Linked DNA regions of Homo sapiens: region 2 is linked to region 1. Evidence: chromatin contacts called from ENCODE Hi-C data. All regions are on one chromosome and are shown on one strand. The core of a region is the stretch at or near the end of the contact, and the rest is flanking DNA. Distances in the headings are between cores, read along the strand shown.

Evidence for each region. A loop is a pair of places that touch in the nucleus more often than their neighbours do. Pooled maps may share reads with other maps.
Region 2: a map of B cell shows a loop between it and region 1 (32-fold over the local background). The contact joins the promoter of PCNA-AS1 here to the promoter of MKKS in region 1. A Hi-C loop is called at or near these places in 3 of 168 maps with a recorded cell type or tissue (B cell, left colon and naive thymus-derived CD4-positive, alpha-beta T cell) and 10 of 50 pooled maps.

The regions. Positions count from the first base shown.
Region 1 is chr20:10,431,499-10,436,949 of GRCh38, reverse strand. It overlaps MKKS (MKKS centrosomal shuttling protein), which reads left to right and starts at 2,728. Exons shown (of 6, transcript NM_170784.3): 1 at 2,728-2,842. SLX4IP (SLX4 interacting protein) reads right to left here and starts at 1,645. Exons shown (of 8, transcript NM_001009608.3): 1 at 1,497-1,645. It overlaps LOC128706665, which reads left to right and starts at 2,728. Exons shown (of 3, transcript NM_001394148.2): 1 at 2,728-2,842. LOC128706666 reads left to right here and starts at 2,728. Exons shown (of 3, transcript NM_001394149.2): 1 at 2,728-2,842. RefSeq lists enhancers at 1,492-1,541, 1,702-1,931, 2,822-2,881, 4,832-5,333.
Region 2 is chr20:5,115,792-5,121,207 of GRCh38, reverse strand. PCNA-AS1 (PCNA antisense RNA 1) reads right to left here and starts at 1,622. Exons shown (of 1, transcript NR_028370.1): 1 at 1,239-1,622. PCNA (proliferating cell nuclear antigen) reads left to right here and starts at 1,250. Exons shown (of 6, transcript NM_182649.2): 1 at 1,250-1,630; 2 at 2,342-2,439; 3 at 2,531-2,598; 4 at 3,544-3,738. The coding sequence starts at 1,410. RefSeq lists enhancers at 717-1,166, 1,297-1,466, 915-1,795, 1,907-2,056, 1,796-2,676 and a silencer at 1,657-1,716.

The DNA.
Region 1 (5,451 bases), core at 1,479-3,978:
CACAGTAAACAACTTTTAAAAAAAAAACGCAAACCAGTGGTAAATTGGATGCTAAGACTTACAGAGAAAACCCTACATTTCAGATGTTATAACAGAAATTACATATAAGTATATTGGGATGACAAAATCTCTTTTCAACTTTTTGGAAAGCTAAATTGACGCCCTAACATCAAGTCAATGAACTAAAAGCACAGAAAAAAACCTGTCAAATATCCATTGCATTTAGAACATGCAATAAATTGATAATACACTGTGAATCTAGTTAAGAAGCACGGGTTGAACAAAGAATGGGCCAGGCCGGGCGTGATGTCTCAGGCCTGTGATCCCAGGACTTTGGAGGCCAAGGCGGGTGGATCACCTGAGGTCAGGAGTTCGAGAACAACCCGGCCAACATGGCGAACCCTGTCTCTACTAAAAATACAAAAATTAGCCGGGGGTGGTGGCGCGCGCCTGTAATCCCAGCTACTGGGAACGCTGAGGCAGGAGAATTGCTTGAACCCGGGGGGCGGAGATGGCAGTGAGCCAAGATCGCGCCACTGCACTCCAACCTGGGCAACAGAGCGAGACTCCATCTAAAAAAAAAAAGAAAGAAAGAAAGGGCTGTATCTTTAGCCCATGCCCTGAATCAATGTTCCTTGAACTTTAAGGTACACTTCTTGAGGAAGATTCTGATTCAGCAGCTCTGGGGTGAGAGTCATGAAGTGTAATTCTAACAAGCTCCCAGGGATGCTGATGCTGGTGGTAGGTGAAATGAACTTGGAGCAACAAGGCCCTAAGTAACTGGAATATTAGTTTTAACGCTAGCCAACTGGCTTACAAATATCGTTATGTCTAGGATCCAAGAAGTAAGTGTCAATACCATTAATTCCTACACCCGGCCAAAAAAATTAAAAACTAAAAATAAAAAAAAATAGTTCAGGGGAAGGAGAAAGCAAATACTTGTTTATACAGTCTAGCAGTGCTAAGAACCATAAAATACTGTTATTTGTCTCAACCTAGTAGATGTCAAGGTGATAAAATGTAGGCTCCATGAGTTAATGGATTTTTTTTAGCTAACTCCTGAATCCTTATGGCCTAGCACAAATTAGGTACTCAAGAAATGCAATGAATAAATGAATGAATGGGAAGTATATACAAACGCAATCTGTATTTACCTCACATCTCCAAAAATGTCTGGGAAGGGGGAGGTATTTGTACTGCTGGATGCAGGTAGCCATGATTTGATACAAATACCTGGCCCATCTACTGCATTCCCTTTGTGCAAAGACAGTTAACTTTCCTGAATAATATCTCCACCGTAATGCCCATGCTCATGGCATCCTGATGTTTAGCAACTTTTTGGCTTTTTGAAAACAATGAAGAAAGGTGGAAGTACAGGGAGAAGGATTCGGAAAAGTCTCAAAAAATCAAAGCCAAAAACCAGGAGGGAGGAGATGGGCAAACAGTTCAGTTCACTTGAAGGAACATCTGAGGTTGTCAGAGGTCCATGTGCTTACCTATGATGGTGGCGGGGTTTGGGCTCGGGCTTTATATGTTTTGTTACTGTCCAGGGTCACTGGCGGAGTAGTACCTGGCTGTGGAAACTCGGACTACACAGGTAGCCGGAACTGCAGCCAACCTTCAGAAGCTTAAGGGAAGCACTTTCGCGCTTACTTCCTCCTTCCCAGGGTCTCCGCGCGCGTTTGGGAACTCAGCCGCCGCCCAAACACAAAATGATCTGGGCAGCTTCGCTGCAGGATTGAGGCCACAGCCAGGATTTAAGATGGCAGCGAAACACTTCGATGGCCCGTGGAATCTGCCCAAAAGAAAAATGGCCTCTGTTCAGAATATCGCGGCTTTCAAAGTGGGCCCAAAACAAAAATGGCGCCGGACGCAGGCTATTTTTAAAGGCTGGGACCCCAATGACTCTCATTAGCAAATAACGTATCATGGTAACTCACGGTGCTAGGCAGTTGAACTGACCGAGAGAAAAAAAAACGCTTTTCTGTGGTGTGTTTTCTTAACATTGGAAAATGACTAGCTCAAGAATGGAACATATATTCGGTGCGAAAGATTGTGAGAAAGGAAAGGTAGCTTTCACAGTGCCGGATAAATTTTAATAAAAATAGCCATGTTTGAACATAACTTCCTATATGTTTTTTAATGTTAAAAGAGAATAAAAGTTTTGTCCTGGAACCCAGAAGCAGGATGGGGAAATGCCGGGTGAATTATCTAATCTGTGAAGAGTACGAGCTGCGAAACTCCGCACTTCCCTGTAAGCCCTCAGGAAGGACTGAGGGCGGATGCTTTAGTAGAAGGCAACTAGCTCTCACGGCGCATGTCCGTTTTCCAAACCCGATCCCGGGAGTTACGGGAGAGTAAAAATCCTGATTTTCCAGACAACCGCACAGAGAGGCGGGATACTGGCGCTGAGCGACAAATCCAAGCGCTTTGTAATTGGTCATGTCAGGACAGAGAGCAGAGCGCAGTGGACTATTTCTTTCTTTCATTCAATAAATCATTGTCAAGCGCTCACCAAAAGGCAGAAGCTGTGCCATTTTGATATGTTATTTAAATTTTATGCGTTCTTTTAAAATTTCAGTTTCAACAATTTGCTGGAATATACGCTGAATAAACTTCGCTCCCCGTTTTTTCCGGTGACGGCCGCTGTTGGCTGGAGCTTCACGGAAAACCCGGAGAAGCGGAGTGGGGGCGGCCCGGCGTCGACCGCAGAGCTGCGCGTGCTCCGTGCCCTCGCGCGACGCGAAGGTTGTCGGGATCCGCGGCAGCAGCGGCTGCTTGAGATCTGTTTCTGGGGCCTCTGGCGGTGGCGGCCTGGGGCGGCGCGACGGCTGGTGCGCAGGTGAGAGCGCTGGGACTCTAGGTGGAAAAGCCCGCTTTGTGTCCGGCCGAAGAGAGGGGAAGGGGCTTGTAGGCGCCTCCCTCTCCACCCCCAAAGGTCACCGGTGTCCTCACTGAAGGATATTTGAGGGCGGGGACAAGGAGGAGGCTGGCTCTCTGTAGGAGGCGAAAGACCGACCTCTGAAATAGCTGCCGATGGTAAATGTTGCGGTCGGCACGGATGCGGGCGGCGAGGAGGTCTTCCCGCCGGTGGGGAGAGCTGGAGGAGTGGCGCCTCACCACGCTCCCACCTGCGCTGCCGCCTTCTACGCCGAACCTGTGACTCCCCGTCCCCTCCCTCGCTGGGAGGGGCCCCGTGTGCCCCTGACTGTCTGGAGGGTGCACGGTGTACCCCAGGCTGTCGGGAGGTGGGGGCCGCCCTCCGACGGCGTTAGAGACGTTGTGCAGCGTGGCCCTGCCAGCTACGTGAAAGCAGCCGCGGGGCTTGCAGGGCTGTGGACCTTGTAGGGATGACCCTCTAAGGTCATGCTCGTCTTCCTCCCCGATAAGACCATACCCAAATCCTGTTGCCGTTTCAGAGACTCAATATGACGGTTTCATTCATTCATTAACATCTTCAGTTTATCCATAAACAGATATACACGTGTCTACAGCACTGCCGAGTTAGTAGATACGGCAGTGACCAAGAGGGACTTGCACGGTCCTGACTCCATGTTCTAGTGATGGGGGAGAAACAATACGCTCCCTATCCATGAGTTCCGCATGTGTGAATTCAACCAACTGCGGATAGAAAATATTTTGGGGCGGCGGGGTTTGGTGGCTCACCCCTGTAACCCCGCACTTTAGGAGCCCGAGGCGGGCGGATCACTTGAGTCAGGAGTTTGGGGCCAGCCAGGCCAACGTGGCGAAACCCGGTCTCTGCTAAAAGTACAAAAAAATGAGCCGGGCGCAGTGGCGCACGCCTGTAATCCCAGCTACTTGGGAGGTTGAGGCAGGAGAATCGCTTGAGCCCTGGAGGCGGAGGTTGCGGTGAGCGGAGATCACGCCACTGCACTCCAGGTTGGGCGACAGAGACTCTATTTAAGAAAATAAATAAATAAAAACATTCTGGGGGAAAAAAGATGGTTACATCTGTACTGAACACGTGCAGACCTTTTTTCTTGTCATTCCCTAAACACTGCAGTGTAACAACTACTTACATAGCATTTAACGTTGTATTAGGTATTATAAGTAGCCTAGAGATTATTTAAGGTACATGGAAGGAGGTGGCAAGTTGTGTACAAAACTACACGATTTTTTTTTTTTTTTTTTTTTTTTTTGACAAAGAGTCTCGCTCTGTCGCGCAGGCTGAAGCTGGATCTCTGCTCACTGTGCAACCTCCGCCTCCCGGGTTCAAGCAATTCTCCCTGCCTTAGCCTCCGGAGAAGTTTGGGATTACAGGCACCCGCCACTGCACCTGGCTAATTTTTGTATTTTTTAGTAGAGATGGTGTTTCGCCATGTTGGCCAGGCTGGTCTTGAACTCCTGACCTCAGGTGATCCACCCGCCTCGGCATCCCAAAGTGCTGGGATTACAGGCATGACCCACGGCGTCTGGCCTACTACACAATTTTTAAATCAGGGACCTGAGCATCTGGATTTGGGTATCCATCATGGGTCCTGGATGCAATCCCCCAAATACTGAGGGGTGATTGCACATTGATATTGAGCAAGATGTTTCTAGATTGTCCTAGGTTGGGTTTCCTGAGAATCAGACTCTGAGGAGATTTAGAGGCAGGACATTTACTAGAGAAGACTTTTTGGATGATTACCAAGGAAGAAAGGAAGCAGGATTGGGCAATAGAAAAAGTTAAGCTGCAGTGAAGTCTCAAGGATGTTCTCCACCAGTCCCACAGGAACTCTAGTGCTGGGTTGGCCCTTCAAAGTTGAAGAGAAGGGCCAGGCTTTTATACCCCTTGATTGATCTGTCGTTAGATGTCTGTTTCCCTGGAAAGGGCCTAACTTCAACTCTCTTCAGCCAAGTCAATCATGGACGGAGGCTGGCAGCCGAGGTCTGTCTCAGCTCTTCCAGGAGCTGGGGAAATAAGCCTTTCATTCCTTAGGGGGGTCAGGGTGGCACATCACAGCATTCATCACAAAGGTAGGGCTTTGAAGGAATCACGTGCTAGAGAATAATGGGGAGGGAGAGGGAAAACACTTTAGGTTGAGTGCTGAGAGAAAGGCTCTCTGAGTAGGTGACATCTGAACTAAGAGCTGAAGCAGAAGAATAAGCCATCCTCTGTGGACCAAAGGGGACAAGATTCTCTACTTTTCTGCTACGCACTAGGAATATAGCAGAGAAGACAAGTGGCTGCTACCTTCTGTTATCGTGGGTGGCAGTGACTAGTTTTTCTAGATCTTGACTCCCTGCCGTAACTAAAGATGGAGTAAGTAAAAATGGATTGAGACTAATTCAGAGGAGGATAGAGGAAAAAATGAGAACTATGATTTTGAAAAATGAGTCAACTTGGTAAAGACTTTATGCAGTTTTTTGTGCGGGTTTGGTTTGGTTTGGTTTGGTTTGGTTTGGTTTGGTTTGGTTTTTTGACCCTATACAGCATTGAGTTATGTT
Region 2 (5,416 bases), core at 373-2,872, 5.3 Mb after region 1:
TTAAAAGTAACTAAAGAGAAGTGGTGTGAAGAAAGCAAGAGAGAAACAACAAATCCTGTCCATCCTGTAACAATTGAAAATTTCTGGCTGGGCGTGGTGGCTCACGCCTGTAATCCCAGCACTTTGAGAGGCCGAGGCAGGTGGATCACCTCAGGTCAGGTGTTCAAGACCAGCCTGGCCAACATGGTGAAACCCCGTCTCTACTAAAAAAAAATAATAATAATAATACAAAAATTAGCCGGGGGTGGTGGTAGGCACCTGTAATCCCAGATACTCGGGAGGCTGAGGCAGGAGACTCACTTGAACCTGGGAGGCGGAGGTTGCAATGAGCTGAGATCGCGCCACTGTACTCCAGCCTGGATGACAGAGCAGGACTCCATCTCAAAAAGAAAGGAAAAGAAAAGAAAAAATATTAAATGTGTACGCTCTTTGACTCAGCTGTATTACTTCAAGGAGTTGATATCACCAAAATTGCCTAAGTGCTCAAAGGTGTTTGTAGTTAAACAACAGGAGATTGATAAATTATGTTATATACATGTGATGCTATGTTTTAAAGAGGTACTGATATGATAAAAGATGTACGTGGCATAAAATTAAATGTACTTTATTAAGTACTTTTCCAAGTGTTTACGGAATGAGTGCATTTTTGAAAAAAAAAAAGTGTATTCGAACTTTTAAAAAAGCTTTAAAAGCTTTATACAATGAACGATTGAGTGATTATAAGAGCTGGCGGGGGAATGTTAAGAGGATGATAGGGAGCTAAGTTTAACAGAACAATTCACCTCTTTATCTTGTGACACCTACGAGCGCATCAATTCTGTAATTGAAAAATAAAGTGCATATTTGCAGCAGCTGTACTCTCTTCAGGCTGCAAGGAGGCTTTTCCTCCCGGTAGGCTTGATTTGCATTTCACTTTCACTTTCGTGGCTGGAAACTTTCTACCCACGTAGTGGGAGGCTGAGGAGCCACCATAAAGCTGGGGCTTGACGAGCCGGGACCGGGACCCGATCTCCACATATGCCCGGACTTGTTCTGCGGCCGGGTTCAGGAGTCAAAGAGGCGGGGAGACCTGCGCGACGCTGCCCCGCCCTGCGCCCGCTTCCTCCAATGTATGCTCTAGGGGGCGGGCCTCGCGGGGAGCATGGACACGATTGGCCCTAAAGTCTTCCCCGCAAGGCCGTGGGCTGGACAGCGTGGTGACGTCGCAACGCGGCGCAGGGTGAGAGCGCGCGCTTGCGGACGCGGCGGCATTAAACGGTTGCAGGCGTAGCAGAGTGGTCGTTGTCTTTCTAGGTCTCAGCCGGTCGTCGCGACGTTCGCCCGCTCGCTCTGAGGCTCCTGAAGCCGAAACCAGCTAGACTTTCCTCCTTCCCGCCTGCCTGTAGCGGCGTTGTTGCCACTCCGCCACCATGTTCGAGGCGCGCCTGGTCCAGGGCTCCATCCTCAAGAAGGTGTTGGAGGCACTCAAGGACCTCATCAACGAGGCCTGCTGGGATATTAGCTCCAGCGGTGTAAACCTGCAGAGCATGGACTCGTCCCACGTCTCTTTGGTGCAGCTCACCCTGCGGTCTGAGGGCTTCGACACCTACCGCTGCGACCGCAACCTGGCCATGGGCGTGAACCTCACCAGGTGAGCCTCGCGGCCCCGGGAAGCCGGCCCCGGCCCGCCTGCACCTCCGGTGCTTGGCGGGAGCGCTTTCGAGCCTAGCCCTCATTGGCTGGCGTGGGCCATCCGCGCCTTCTCATTGGCCTGCCACGCAGTGGGGTGGGGCCCAGCTGAGCGCGCGGTTCGGAAAAGCCCGCGCTGGCTGCTGCGCGAACCTGCTTTTTCGCGCCAAAGTCACAAAGCGGGTGGTGGCGGGAAAATCAAGGGTTTTTCCGCAGTGCCAGGAACACTGTTCCAGGGCTCTTTGCTCACTAAATCCTGTTGGCCTTGAATGGACGCTTTAGCTGTGGCTTTCTTGTTTCTGAGACGGTCTCGGTGTGTTGCCCGGGCTGGTCTCCAACTTCTGGGCTCAAGCGATCCTCCCGGCTCAGTCGCGGTTGACTTTAAATGCTTTATAATGCCCTTGCGAGAAATGTGGCAGCCTGTCATCCTACTTAGTGGCAGGAGATTGTTTCTATCCAGAAGGGACACTGCTGGTGGTATTTTAGTATAAATACTGCCAGATGCGTCCCAAAACGTCTGCATTAATAATGGCATCCTCCAGCAGTCCGCTTACCCTCCACCAGTTCTGAGACGGCCTGATGGGTGAGAGTGGTAACCCCTTCTAACCGCGTTCGAAATACAGCCCTTCAGCAGACGGCGTTGATTTTAAAGCATGTGTCTCCTGTCTTCTAGTATGTCCAAAATACTAAAATGCGCCGGCAATGAAGATATCATTACACTAAGGGCCGAAGATAACGCGGATACCTTGGCGCTAGTATTTGAAGCACCAAGTAAGTCGTACCTTTTTACCGAGTCACGAAGCTACAGAAAATCAAAACTCTGTGTCAGTATTTCTCAAAAGCATCTGCTTTCTTTTGGTAGACCAGGAGAAAGTTTCAGACTATGAAATGAAGTTGATGGATTTAGATGTTGAACAACTTGGAATTCCAGTGAGTATCAGTTTCTCATTGTAGAGAGTGCTGTACACAGGCACGATAGTTATGTCATAGAATGTTTGTTTATTTTTACAGACAGGGTCTTGGCTCTGTTGCCCAGGCTGGAGTGCAGTAGTGCCATATAGCTCTCTCTAACCTGGGATTCCTGGGCTCAAGCAGTCCTCTTGCCTTAGTCTCCTAAGTGGCTAGGAAGGACTACGGGCCTGTCCCACCACACCTGGCTAATTTTTTCATTTTTGTGTGTGGGCGTGGGGGCAGTCTTGCCCAGGCTGGTCTGGAACTCCTGGCCTCAAGTGATCCTCCTCCGTCAAGATATGTTAATATAATTTAAGCCTACTTCATAACAACTTTTTCTAGAAATATATCTACTGGTGCATGTTTCAAAGAGAGATTTTAGTATTTGGATAGTTGTTCACCACAAGTCTAAAACTCACAGGTTAAATTTATTGTTTACTGCCAGTTGTCTATTTGCATTAACTTCCATGAACCTCTTTTAAAATTTGTTTCCTTCTAGAATGCTTGCTTTTTATTAAGTGGATTTTAAAGCTGACTTGGAAGAAATTTATCCAGGTTAGGTTTATAAACACCAAAGGAGAGAAGAAATGTTTGAATGTTGAAAATGCCTAATATATTCTCTTGCTTTCTTTTAGAAAGTAGTTAGGCCTGCTTGCGCCATCATGATTTCTGTGCCATACTCTAATGTTCTCTTACTTTATCCCTGGAGGATGAGGAGGAGGAGGCTCTTGTTCCCTGGATGGTGCATTTAATAGCCATTTATTTTTTTGAGTGGAGTTTGTTAAGAAATTACGCAAGTCATATTTTAAAGTAATCAGAAAATATTGATTCTGAGTTGTTTAGGTGTTGCCTTTTAAGAAAGTGAGGGTGCCAAATCATTAAATTTCTAACAATTAACTTTTGGAAAATTTTTGTTCTTAATAGGAACAGGAGTACAGCTGTGTAGTAAAGATGCCTTCTGGTGAATTTGCACGTATATGCCGAGATCTCAGCCATATTGGAGATGCTGTTGTAATTTCCTGTGCAAAAGACGGAGTGAAATTTTCTGCAAGTGGAGAACTTGGAAATGGAAACATTAAATTGTCACAGACAAGTAATGTCGATAAAGAGGAGGAAGCTGTAAGTAGTTTTTAAGTAAAAAGAAAATAGTTTGAAGAGAATTATAATACTGCTTATTAGGTTAATTGCTAAAATTAAAAGTAGACAGAATTGGATCCCAAGTAATTTCTGAAAATTGAGATACTGTTGAAATCTGCGAATGATTTATAAGTGTCATCCAATTTAGAATTATATTTGCAAGAAGGGAATACAAATTCAGCACGTGTACATACCACAGAACAGTGGTTTATGGATCAAGTCCACACCGGCTCTTAAGGGTAGGATTGGGAAGTTAGGCGTATAACCTTTAGCTTTCTGGAGATACTTACTCTCTTACCAAATAATTGAGCATAGGACAGCAGCTCAATAGAAGGATATGGTTAGGAGTAAAAGTCTACCTGTTTGGAGCACTTATGTAATCCTAATATTAGCTTACATGTTGTGGGTCCAATTGGTAGCCCATTTTAAAGGTGGAGAAGCAGGCTGAGCAACCTTAAGTGACAATTTAGCCAAAGTCACAGGCTGTAGGAATCAAAGGTTAAACAGGAAGGAGACTTCTCACTAAGGCTAGAAAGCAGACTCCATGCAACTTTGAGAGTACCTAGAGAGCCCTTGTTTAACCAAAATAGAAAGAACATGGCAAAACCCCATCTCTACTAAAAATATAAAAATTAGCCGGGTGTGGTGGCGCACACCTGTAATCCCAGCTACTTGGAATGCTGAGATGGGAGAATGACTTGAACCGAGGAGGCGGAGGTTGCAGTGAGCCCAGATCATGCCACTCCCCTCCAGCCTGGGTGACAGAGCAAGATTCCATCTTAAACAAACAAAAAAAACTCGCTAACCTGGGCATAAATTAAAACTTTGTAAATCAAGGACAAAGGTCCTAACCTCATAACCTTGTTAGGATTAAATACGGTAGCATTAAAGAGCTTAGCATATGCTGTGTGTGGCATATTATAAGCTTACAATAAATACTATATATTGCTCTCTTGTCCCTTGAATGGGTAGTCAACATTTAGTTTAAATAAAGGTAAAATTCAGTTGAAAGGTTTTTTTTTAAATTAATAAAGTCTAGGAGCTGATTCTTTATCTGTTTCCTGAATCACATTTCCACTCCTGCCAACCTCGTTTTTTTCTTTTTCTGTTTTTCTTTGTTTTTGAGACAGGGTCTTGCTCTGTCCACCCAGGCTGGAGTGCGGTGGTGCAGTCGGTTCACTACAGCCTCAAACTCCAGGGCTTAAGTGATCCTCCTGCCTCAGTTTCCCAAGTAGCCGGGACTACAGGTGTGTGCCAACACACCTAGCCTGGTTTCCCCTAATTTCATTTTCCCCCTTCCATTACAATCTATTTGTTGAAGAAATTAGATCATTTATTAAGTTTTCCAGAGTTTGGATTTTGCTGATTGCATTCCTGTGTATACATAAATTCCTCTACCCTGTGTGTCCTACAGACTGGTAGCTATAGCCCTGGAGCCTTGATATTCAGGGTGTTTTGTTTCGGGGGTGAGAGAGCAAGAATATAGGTGGTGGTGTGTGCCTCTAGTAGGAGGCACAGGGTGTCTGGATGTGTTTGCAATGTTAGCAGCTATAATAGTCATTGTCTAGATCCATTAAGTCATTAATTAGAGTTTGCAGAGCTGAAATTAATACGTTTTATTCACTTATTGGCTGCTTATTAGAAAAACTTCCATAAAGAA